2 separate regions of the Homo sapiens genome follow, and region 1 is linked to region 2. Evidence: read pairs that join two places in POLR2A ChIA-PET (ENCODE). Cell type or tissue: GM12878. All regions are shown on one strand. Each heading gives the region's core, and the rest is flanking DNA. Links, peaks and the distances in the headings are about the cores only.

What was found. ChIA-PET counts read pairs that join two places held together with the same protein. Peaks named below come from ENCODE experiments on the same cell type or tissue, not always from the same donor. Only the 100,000 strongest peaks of a DNase experiment are listed, where the experiment ranks them.
Region 1: POLR2A ChIA-PET joins it to region 2 with 5 read pairs; 3 of 35 experiments call an interaction of 5 or more read pairs at or near these places.

The regions. Positions count from the first base shown.
Region 1 is chr10:5,784,926-5,790,302 of GRCh38, forward strand. It overlaps GDI2 (GDP dissociation inhibitor 2), which reads right to left. Exons shown (of 11, transcript NM_001494.4): 5 at 927-1,125; 6 at 217-348. Among named protein-coding and RNA genes, the nearest start is that of GDI2, 26 kb to the right of the region's middle. In GM12878, for the core only: no CTCF peak of the experiment used is centred there; no DNase peak of the experiment used is centred there.
Region 2 is chr10:5,843,459-5,848,835 of GRCh38, forward strand. No RefSeq gene overlaps it. Among named protein-coding and RNA genes, the nearest start is that of TRV-TAC3-1, 7.6 kb to the right of the region's middle. RefSeq lists enhancers at 532-831, 2,446-2,495, 2,646-2,745. In GM12878, for the core only: no CTCF peak of the experiment used is centred there; a DNase peak (open chromatin) is centred at 2,853; H3K4me3 peaks cover 1,653 bases; H3K27ac peaks cover 2,837 bases.

The DNA.
Region 1 (5,377 bases), core at 178-5,177, 59 kb before region 2:
CTTACAAGAGCACATCAGCTACAGTTGTATAAAACTGGATTTTTTTTAACTGAAGATCCATGCATATCATTATATGTTAATTTTATTTCAATAAAAATAAAAAGCATCTTATTACTCATAGACTGATCTCATCTCATTATTTAAACTATATCTCATATACACATTATGTTGAAGATGAGGTTTTGGATCACTGAGGTTTTAAACACAGGCTCTTACCTTGCAAATCCTTGGGGCAGTTCTCCAAGGCCATAGAGTGGATAAAGGTATGGGCTTTTGCCATATCTTGCCAAAGATTCACTGTAAAGTTTAATTCTATTAATGGTTTCATAACACGGTTGATCTAAGTAACTGGAAGAAAGGAAATGAGTATTAGGAAAGGGCTTTAGTTTTCATTCATGGTGTTCAATTTATAATTTTTTTTGAAGCGATTTCAATCCGCTATCTTCTTTTTTGTTTTTTTGTTTTTTGAGACAGGGTCTCACTCTGTCGCCCAGACTGGAGTGCAGTGGTGCAATCTCGGCTCCCCACAACTTCCACCTCCCAGGCTCAAGTGATTCTTCTGCCTCAGCCTCCCAAGTGGCTGGAATTACAGGGACGCACCACTACCGCCCAACTAATTTTTGCATTTTTAGTAGAGAGGGGGTTTCACCATGTTGGCCAGGCTGGTCTTGAACTCCTGACCTCAAATGATCCACCCAACTTGGCCTCCCAAAGTGCTGGGATCACAGGCGTGAGCCACCACACCTGGCCCACTACCTTTATATTTAAATCACTTAAAAGGTCCCAACACTAATTTCAACTAGAACCTCTTCATTCATAGTGCAATATGGCTAAGTATTTGTTTTGTTAGAATTTCCACTTGGAAGACTTGGGAAATTTAGTGAGAATTTCAAGAAAAATACAAATCTAAAAACCAAAATACTTACTCATCAGTTCTGTAAAGTGCAAGAGCATGACCAGTAAAATCTATAACGTCTTGACCCAAATCAAATTTCTTATACACATCTCGCATTGTGGTCTTCTTAGGATCAATGCCTTCAAAAGTTCTTGGATCTTTTTCATCGAAGTTGGCAACATACACTAGGAATTTCCTGAAGCGACGTTTTTCAAACAATCCCATTAGGCCTAAATAAAAAAGAATTTTTCAAAAAGCACACTCACAATCAGACATTGAGGAGAACGAAGTATGAGAGCAAAGTTTAAACATGCCTTGTTATCAACTGCGGAATGCAGGATGCAATTTTTTTTTTTTTTTTTTTTTTTGAGACAGAGTCTTGCTCTGTCGCCTAGACTGGAGTGCAATGACGCAATCTCAGCTCACTGCAACCTCTGCCTCCCGTGTTCAAGCGATTCTCCTGTCTCAGCCTCCCGAGTAGCTGGGATTATAGGCAACCGCCATTACGCCCAGCTAATTTTTGTACTTTTGGTAGAAACAAGGTTTCACCATGTTAGGCTGGTCTCAAACTCCTGACCTCAGGTGATCCGCCCACCACGGCCTCCCAAAGTGCTGAGATTACAGGCATGAGCCACCGCGCCTAAAATGCAGGATGCAATTTAAGATATGGGAGTTTGGACAGCATGGCTTCCAGTTTCACAACACCTTAAACTGACACGATTATAACAGGTTACTTATAAAGTCTTCAATTCTACCATACAATTACAAGTAATTAAAACTACTACTTAACTGAATGAAAAATGTCAAATTATGTTTCTTACTAGGTACAAGGTAAATGTGACTCTGAACAAGTATCCATGAAGCCACCCATCTGAAGAGTCTCCCTTTGACAACTCTGATCTACACTCAGCCAATTGCCTAAATTCTGAATGCTCTTGCTTTTCCGCCTCTGTATGCTAAGATACAACCGGGCACTTAATGATAACAGCTTAAGATAACAAGAACAAATTGACCTCGATAAAATTTCGATGCTGCTGCTACTGCTGCTAGTCACTTATTTTACTGAAGTCCTACATAAGCAACCAATTCGCTGCATTTTACACTAAAAAACAGATGAAGAAGCTACAAATTACCACTTTATAAATCCTCAGCTTTTATTACTAGGCTGTATTTCAACTAATCATAGATGATAGACAAATAGCCAACAAAAAAGAAAATTTTCTGATTTTATCTCCCTTCTCCCCCCATTCCTAAGCTGTACAGCTATTTTTAAAATACAACTACAGTTTTAAAAACAAACTCTCAAATGTTTCTATTGACAGCTTAATGTTTTGATAGATTTAATATTACATCCAAGATCATTTTCCAGCCAACAAAACTGAAAATTAAAACCATGAGGCTGGTCAGGTCGTAGTGGCTCACGCCTATAATCCCAGCACTTTGGAAGGCTGAGGAGGGTGGATCGCTTGAGGTCAGGAGTTCAAGACCAGCCTGACCAACATGGTGAAACCCCATCTCTACTAAAAATACAAAATTAGCTGGGTGTGGTGGCGCACGCCTGTAATCCCAACTACTTGGAAGGCTGGAGCAGGAGAATCGCTTGATAAACCCAGGAGTCAGAGATTGCACTGAGCCGAGATTGCACCATTGTACTCCAGCCTGGGCAACAAGAGTGAGACTCCGTCTCAAAAAAAAAAAAGAAACATGAGGCTATTAATGACAACTGACTACATTTAATTTTTTAAAATTAAGATTTACAATTCAGCCTTTTAAATGGACAGAATGTACACACAGTAAAGGCATAAGGCTGAATAGAAATATCCTATTACCACATCAGCACTATACTTAAGACACAAGTGTAGTTGTAAGAGCTGGGTATAAGACAGGCAAAAGGAAACATGAATCACTATTTCAATGCACTTAAAACTTAGGTATCATATTCCGGTCGGCACAGCCTGTCAGAACTTAAAGCTATTACTAACAGTTATTTTGGAGTATCTCCCAACTTTTGTTTATTTAATAGAAACCTGAGTTGCTGTTACCAACTTTTGTTTTAATCAAAATAAAAATCTATCATGTTTCCTTCTCTTTCCTCTCCTTTATTTTCCTCCATTACCTGATCCTTACCCAGAGAGGGATAGAAATCAGTGCCACTCCTGTTTTACACAGCACAGTAGAGACGTCCTGGCTGTTTTTCCATCCCTTAATTCCATGTTGCTATGCATGGCGCCAAATAGTGATCTCAATGACTAGCTGTTAACAGCATGAGAACCAGATATAATTGTATTACAAATACTTCAAACACCCAGTGCTCATTCTGAAAAACTCCTAATTGAAAAAGTTCAAATCAATAACGTGTTTCCTACTGTGTTTTTTTTTTTTCCATAGAAACAAGGTCTCGCCATGTTGCCCAGGCTGGTCTCAAACTCCCAGGCTCCTAAAGTGTGGAATCACAGGTGTGAGCCACTGCACCTAGTCCCTACTAGGTAGATAATTTTTTACAACTACTATTTATCTATGCTGATGCCTTCCCAGATCACTTTATTTAAAGCGTCCTTCTCACACTCCCTCCTTCCTCTTTCCCCCACAGCAATGGATCACCATGGGATATGCCTTTCTGTATTTACAGTTGTCCCTTGAATAACACATCTGAACTGCCACTTTTTATGTAGATCAGAGGTGTCCAATTTTTTGGCTTCCCTGGGCCACGTTGGAAGAAAAAGAATTGCCTTGGGCCACACATAAAATACACTAACGATAGCTAATGAGCTTTAAAAAAATTGTGAAAAAAAATCTCATGTTTTAAGAAAGTTAACAAATTTCTGTTGGGCTGCATTCAAAGCTACCCTGGACCACATGCAGCCCATAGGCCACAGACAGGACAAGCTTGATGTAGATTTTTTCTTGTCAATAAATGTACTGAAAAAATTTTTGGAGGTTTGCATGTTTTTTTTTTTTTAAAAGGAGTCTCACTCTGTCGCCCAGGCTAGAGTGCGCAGTGGCGCGATTTCGGCTCACTGCAACCTCTGCCCCTGAGGTTCAAGCAATACTCCCACCTAAGCATCCCGAGTAGCTAGGATTAAAGGCATGCACCATCAGACCTGGCTAATTTTTTTTTGTATTTTTAGTAGAGATGGGGTTTCACCATGTTGGACAGGCTGGTGTCAAACTCCTGACCTCAAGTGATCCGCCTGCCTCAGCCTCCCAAAGTGCTGGGATGACAGGCATGAGCCACTATGCCCAGCCAGGTTTGTTTTTTCTTTCAGTTCTACGTTTTATTTTACTTGATTTTTTTTTTTTCCTTTTTGAGATGAGATCTCTGTCACCCAGACTAGAGTGCAGTGGCGCAACCACAGCTCACTGCAGCCACCAACTTCCTGGGCTCAAGCAATCTTCCTGCATCAGCCTCCTGAGTAGCTGGGACTACAGGGTATTCAGCTAATTTTTCTTCTATTTCTTGTAGATACAGGGGTCTTACTATGTTGCCCAGGCTGATCTCGAACTCTCGGGCTCAAGTGATCCACCCACCTCAACCTCCCAAAGTGCTAGGATTACAGCCATGAGCCACAGTAGCCGGCCAAATGATTTTTTTTTTAAGAGATAGGGTCTTGCTATATAAGGATATATCGTCCAGGCTAGAGGTGCAGTGACTATTCCCAGGTGTGAACATAGCACAGTACAGCCTCAAATGCCTGGGTTCAAGCAATCCTCCTGCCTTGGCCTACCAAGTGGCTAGGATTACAGGTGCACAGCAACATGCCCAGCAGATTTGTGACAATTTGAAAAAACTTGCAGATGAACCGCATAGCCTAGAAATACCAAAAAAATTAGAAAAAAGTTATGTATGTCATGAATGCTAAAATATATGTAGATATTATTTACTATCATAAATATATGCAATTCTATTTCAAAGTTAAAATTTAATCACAAAACTTAGGCACACAAACACAGACCATACACGGTGCCACTGTAAACAAAGAAAGATGTAGTATTAAGTCTTAACTGCGTAAGATTAACTGCAGTACATACTGTACTACTGTAATAACTCTGGAGCCACCTTTTGTTGCTAATGTGGTGAGCTCAAGTGTTTGAATATCTTAAAACTCTATGTGACAATAATCATCTCTGCATGAGCAGTTCACCTCTCCAGTAAATTATCTGTCACAGTAAAAAGTGATCTCTCCTTGTTCTCACATATTTTTCATCGTGTTTAGTGCAACACCATAAACACTGAGTAAAACGTAGGACCCACAGGGAATGCCACTGATGCTGGAAGTGCTCCCAAGAAGCAAAGTCATGACATTACAAGAAAAAGTTGAATTCCTTGAAACGTACCAACTGACTTCAGGTCTGCGGCTGCAGTTGCCCGCCATTTCAGACAGACAATTCATCTCATACACATACAACCTAAACTTTTGGTACCAATAAGTCCAGTATGGTACTGTAAATGTACTTTCTCTTCCTTATCATCTTCTTAAGGGC
Region 2 (5,377 bases), core at 169-5,168:
CCAACATGGTGAAACACCCTCTCTACTAAAAATACAAAAGAATTGGCCGGGTATGGCGGTGCGTGCCTGTAGTCTCAGCTACTCAAGAGGCCGAGGCGGGAGAATTGCTTGAACCCAGGAGGCGGAGGCTGCAGTTAGCCAAGATCGCACCACTGCACTCCAGCCTGGGCAACAGAGGGAGACTCTGTCTCAAACAAAACAAAACAAAACAAAAAACTGTAAGTCACTTATTTTAGCTATCTTTTTTGGGTAGTTTTATTTTAAAATCTAAGTCTTGGAACTTGTGATAAAGTTGAGCCTTACATATATTAAATTTTAAACCAGAACTGTATTTAGCTTTGTTTTAGCTTTGAAGAAGTTATCTATCTTTCACCATGGAAAGAGAAGCTGTACTATCAAAATAGCTCCTCCCCGCTCTCTGCTAAGTGAAAATGTGAAATCTCCCAGCTGACTACTTTCACCTGCATAAGTAATAATTTCCTTCTCTCCTTCTCTCTTCTCTCCTTTCTGTGTAGGGGGACAGAAGCCATATATATATATATATATATGCACATACAGTTTAGCTGTGTTTGGTAGTCAGAAAGACTAGTGACTAATTTCAGAGGAGATAAAATAAGAAGCTCTCATATCTTAAAAAAAAAAAGTCAAATGTGAGTCTTGATTGTCCTAGGAAACCCCCATTTTCAGGTCGGTGGTTTCTAATGATCTTCTCATCTTCCACGAAGCTTGGTCCAAAGGAGCCACATCGCTGAGGACTTTTGCTCTTCCCTCTTTGGAGACAGAAGCAAACAAAGAGACTATGATTTCCTTTTTTCTTGAGGGATCACCTTTTACAATATTTGCTCTAAATACATACTCCAAATCATAAACCTGAAACCAGGCACAGTGGCTCATGCCTGTAATCCCCACACTTTGGAAGGCTGAGGCGGGAGGATTCAGTGAGCTCAGGAGTTCAAGACTGTCCTGGGCAACACACGGAAACCCCGTCTCTACTAAAAATCAAAAAAATTAGCCACGTACAGTGGCATGCACCTGTAGTTCCAGCTACTAAGGAGGCTGAAGCAGGTGTATTGCTTGAGCCCCAGAAGTCGAGGATGCAGTGAGCTGTAATTGCACCACTGAACTCCAGCCTGGTCAACAGAGTGAGACACTGTCCCAAAAAAGAAAAATCATACACCTGGTCTAATTTTGATCAAAGGTTTTTTTGAGCCTTACTATAGGAATAGGCATTTCATTTGTTATATAACATATCATCGAAGATCTTTCCTTGCCAATCTGTCCAGGAGGACAATCTGTGTAGTCATTTGCCCTACGGCGACACAGGCAGCCTGAAACGTGCCTGGTGGAAATTCCTACACTACAGAATGGCATTTTGCTGCTTGCTGAAAATAACTTGTAAAGAAGAGCTGGTTCCAGATGTTTGTGGGTGAAACACGTTGAAAGCCATCTCCGAAAGCCTGCAAAATGATTTGCCTGCGAAGTGGACCACTTCGTCTTTGGGTGAAAAGAGGAAATTATTATTTACCCCTAAGGCCTGGGAAGAGTTTTTATTTCAGCTTGTCTCATTTTTGGATGCTGGCAGATGGGAAAAGCCAACAAAATAAATTGGCCGAGGTTGTTGCAATAGGTCACAAAGCTGGGGACATCTGATGGGTGAATTAATGTTACTGTCAGTTGCTTCTCTCTCCCTGACCACTCCTGTCACTTGGAAAAACACGGTAAAGATAAATTAACCCAGGCAGTGCGGAGCTGGCCATGGCCAATTTATAGTCACGTGAGCTCAGGGCCTGCTGCTGGCTCACTGCCATTTCAGCCTCCTTAGTAAGATCTTTTTTTTTTTTTTTTGAGACAGAGTCTCGCTCTGTCACCGAGTCTGGAGTGCACTGGTGTGATCTCGGCTCACTGCAATGTTTGCCTCCCAGGTTCAGGCAATTCTCCCATCTCAGCCTTCTGAGTAGCCGGGACTACAGGTGTGTGCCACCATGCCAGGCTAATTTTTGTATTTTTGATAGAGATGGGGTTACACCATGTTGTCCAGGCTGGTCTTGAACTCCTGAGCTCAGGCCATCCGCCCACCTCGGCCTCCCAAAGTGTTGGGATTATAGGTGTGAGCCACCTCACCCAGACTAGTTCTTTTTTTTTTTTTTTTTCTTTAATGGAGTCTCGCTCTGTGGCCCAGACTGGAGTGCAATGGCGCGATCTCAGCTCACTGCAACCTCCGTCTCCCGGGTTCAAGTGATTCTCCTGCCTCAGCCTCCTGAGTAGCAGGGATTACAGGCACCCATCACCATGCCTGGCTAATTTTTGTATTTTTAGTAGAGACAGGGTTTCACCATGTTGGCCAGGCTGGTCTAGAACTCCTGACCTCAGGTGATCCACCTGTCTCCGCCTCCCAAACTGCTGGGATTACAGGCATGAGCCACCACACCTGGCCTCTTTTTTTTTTTTTTAGACAGGGTCGTGCTCTGTCACTTGGGCTAGAGTGTAGTGACACAGTATCAGCTCAGTGCAACCTCCACCTCCTGGGCTCAAGCAATCCTCCCACCTCAGCCTCCCAAGTAGATGGAACTACAGGCAAGCCCCACACGCCTGGCTAATTTTTGTATTTTTTGCACAGACAGAGTTTCGCCATGTTGTGTAGGCTGGTCTTGAACTCCTGGGCTCAAGCGATCTGCTCGCCTCAGCCTCCCAAAGTGCTGGGATTACAGGTGTGAGCCACCGTGTCTGGCCAGCAAGTTCTTTTGTCATGGCAAAATGAAACCAAGTTGAAAACTGAAAAACAAAGCAGGGGGGAAGTGTGGTCCTTGCTGGTGGATTGTTCATTGTCATTAGCAACCCACTTTTGGTCCAGATTGATATCTGAACAGTAAAAGTGTCTGGTTATTATTGAACGGGTTGCTTTGTGTGCTGGAAAATGTGAGTCAGACCCCGGAGGGGAAATTCAGCCCCACTGAGAAGTCAAGCATGGTGTCAAGCCAATGAGAAAAGGTCAGTAAATTTCTAGACTTTTCTTTCACTGTACTATATTCAGGAAACTGGAATGGGAAGTTAAAATTCCAGCCTAGGCATAATCGTCACTGATATTTAAGAGACAGAAAGAAAATTTCCCAACTCTTTGAAGGAAGCTTTGCAAACACAGCCTGATCTCTTTATGTGGAAATGGTCCAGGTAACAGTGTGGACATTTGGAGAAGGTGACGCTCTGTTTACTAAGAGGGCAGGGGGCCAGGTGTATTTTAGGACCCTCATCTATGTGATCTCAGACAAGTTGCTGAGCTTTGCTGAGCCTCAACTGCATTGGATGGTTTTAGCTCTTAAATCTTTTTTTTTTTTTTTTTTTTTTGAGATGGAGTCTCACTTTGTCATCAAGCTGGAGTGTAGTGGCGCAATCTTGGCTCACTGGAACCTCCGCTTCTGGCCTTTAAGCAATCCTCCTGCCTCAGACTCCTGAGTAGTTGGGACTATAGGCACATGCCACCGCATCTGGCTAATTTTTGTATTTTTAGTAGGGACAGGGTTTCGCCATTTTGGCCAGGCCAGTCTTGAACTCCTGACCTCAGGTGATCCACTCACCTTGGCCTCCCAAAGTGCTGGGATTACAGCCATGAGCCACCTCGCCCGGCCTAGGTCTTAAATCTAAGATATAAAACAATCTGATACTATGGCTCCATGTTCCTATTGGGTAAACCAGGACTCCCCAGAAAGCCACGGAATTACCTTTAATGACAGATTACAAACAAAATAATACTACAGTAACAACTTGTCATCATGTACCTTCTGTGTGTGCCAGGCTTTCCTCTCACAGCCACATGGCAAGGTAGGTATTGTGACCTTTTTACAAGCAAGAAGATTGAAGGTAAGGGGCTAATCCACCTGGGCTGTGATTTATTTATTTATTATTATTTTTTGGATACAGGTTCTCACTCCTGTCGCCCCAGGCTGGAATGCAGTGGCACAATCTCAGCTCACTGCAGCCTTGACTTCCTGGGCTCAGGCAATCCTCCCTCCTTAGCCTCCTGAGTAGCTGGGACTACAAGCACGCACCACCATGCCTGGCAAATTTTTTTTTTTTTTTGAAACGGGGTGTTGCTCTGTCACCCAGGCTGGAGTGCAATGGTGTGATCTTGGCTCACTGCAACCTCTGCCTCCCAGGTTCAAGCAATTCTCCTGCCTCAGCCTCCCGAGTAGTTGGGATTACAGGCGCACACCACCATGCCCAGCTAATTTTTGTATTTTTAGTAGAGACAGGGTTTCACCATTTTGGCCAGACTGGTCTCGAACTCCTGACCTCAGGTGATCCCCCCACCTCAGCCTCCCAAAGTGCTGGGATTACAGGTGTGAGCCACCACACCTGGCCTAATTTAAAAATTTTTTGTAGAGACAGGGTCTCATTGTGTTGCCCAGGCTGATCTCGAGTTCCTGGGCTCAAGTGATCCTCCCTACTAGGCCTCCCATAGGATTATAGGCTTGAGCCACCATGATAGGCCACGCTGTGATTTAAACACAGAGCTCTCTGGTGTGGTCCATCCATTCTACCAACCTGTCCTTTACTGCCCAGAGCCCTGTGGCACACAGGAAAATAACATTTCTTTCTTCTTTCTTTTTTTTTTTTTTGAGACAGAGTCTCCCTCTGTCGCCCACACTGGAGTGCAATGGCGGGATCTCAGCTCACTGCAACCTCCGCCTCCCGGATTCAAGCAATTCTACTGCCTCAGCCTCCTGAGTAGCTGGGAATACAGGTGCATGCCACCACGCCCGGCTAATTTTGGTATTTTTAGTAGAGACGGAGTTTCACCATGTTGATCAGGCTGGTCTCGAACTCCTGACCTCGTGATCTGCCCACCTCGGCCTCCCAAAGTGCTGGGATTACAGGCGTGAGCCACCACGCTCGGCCTAGGAAGATGACATTTCTAGGCCCTCCCAGCATCTGGGTGGAGTCACACACCTAGTGTTGCTAATGGAACATGGCCAGAGTTGAGGCCATTGGCAGGCCTGCCCACAGAAGGGCTGTGTGACAGCTCCTGCTGTCTCTTTCCTCAGTTTGTGTGACTGGAAGCCAAGGAGTCCAAGCTGGTGACACTGCACAGCAGAAGGAGCCTGTGTCCTTGAGTTTACCGCTCAGCGGAAAACCATCTTGGTTCAGGGAAAACCCATGAACCAAGAACATCCACGTCAGACATTTCACAGACGAGAAATAAACATTTACTCTGGTAAGTTCCTGAGATTTTGAGGTTGATTCTTTCAGCAATGATTGAGAATCTGGGCTCCAAATTCAGTTTAACTCATTTTTTTTCCTGTGGTCAGCTAAGAAATAGAGTTCATTTATGCCCTTTCAGAAAGAGCCAAATTGCCACATGGATTAGCATCTCATCTAGGGT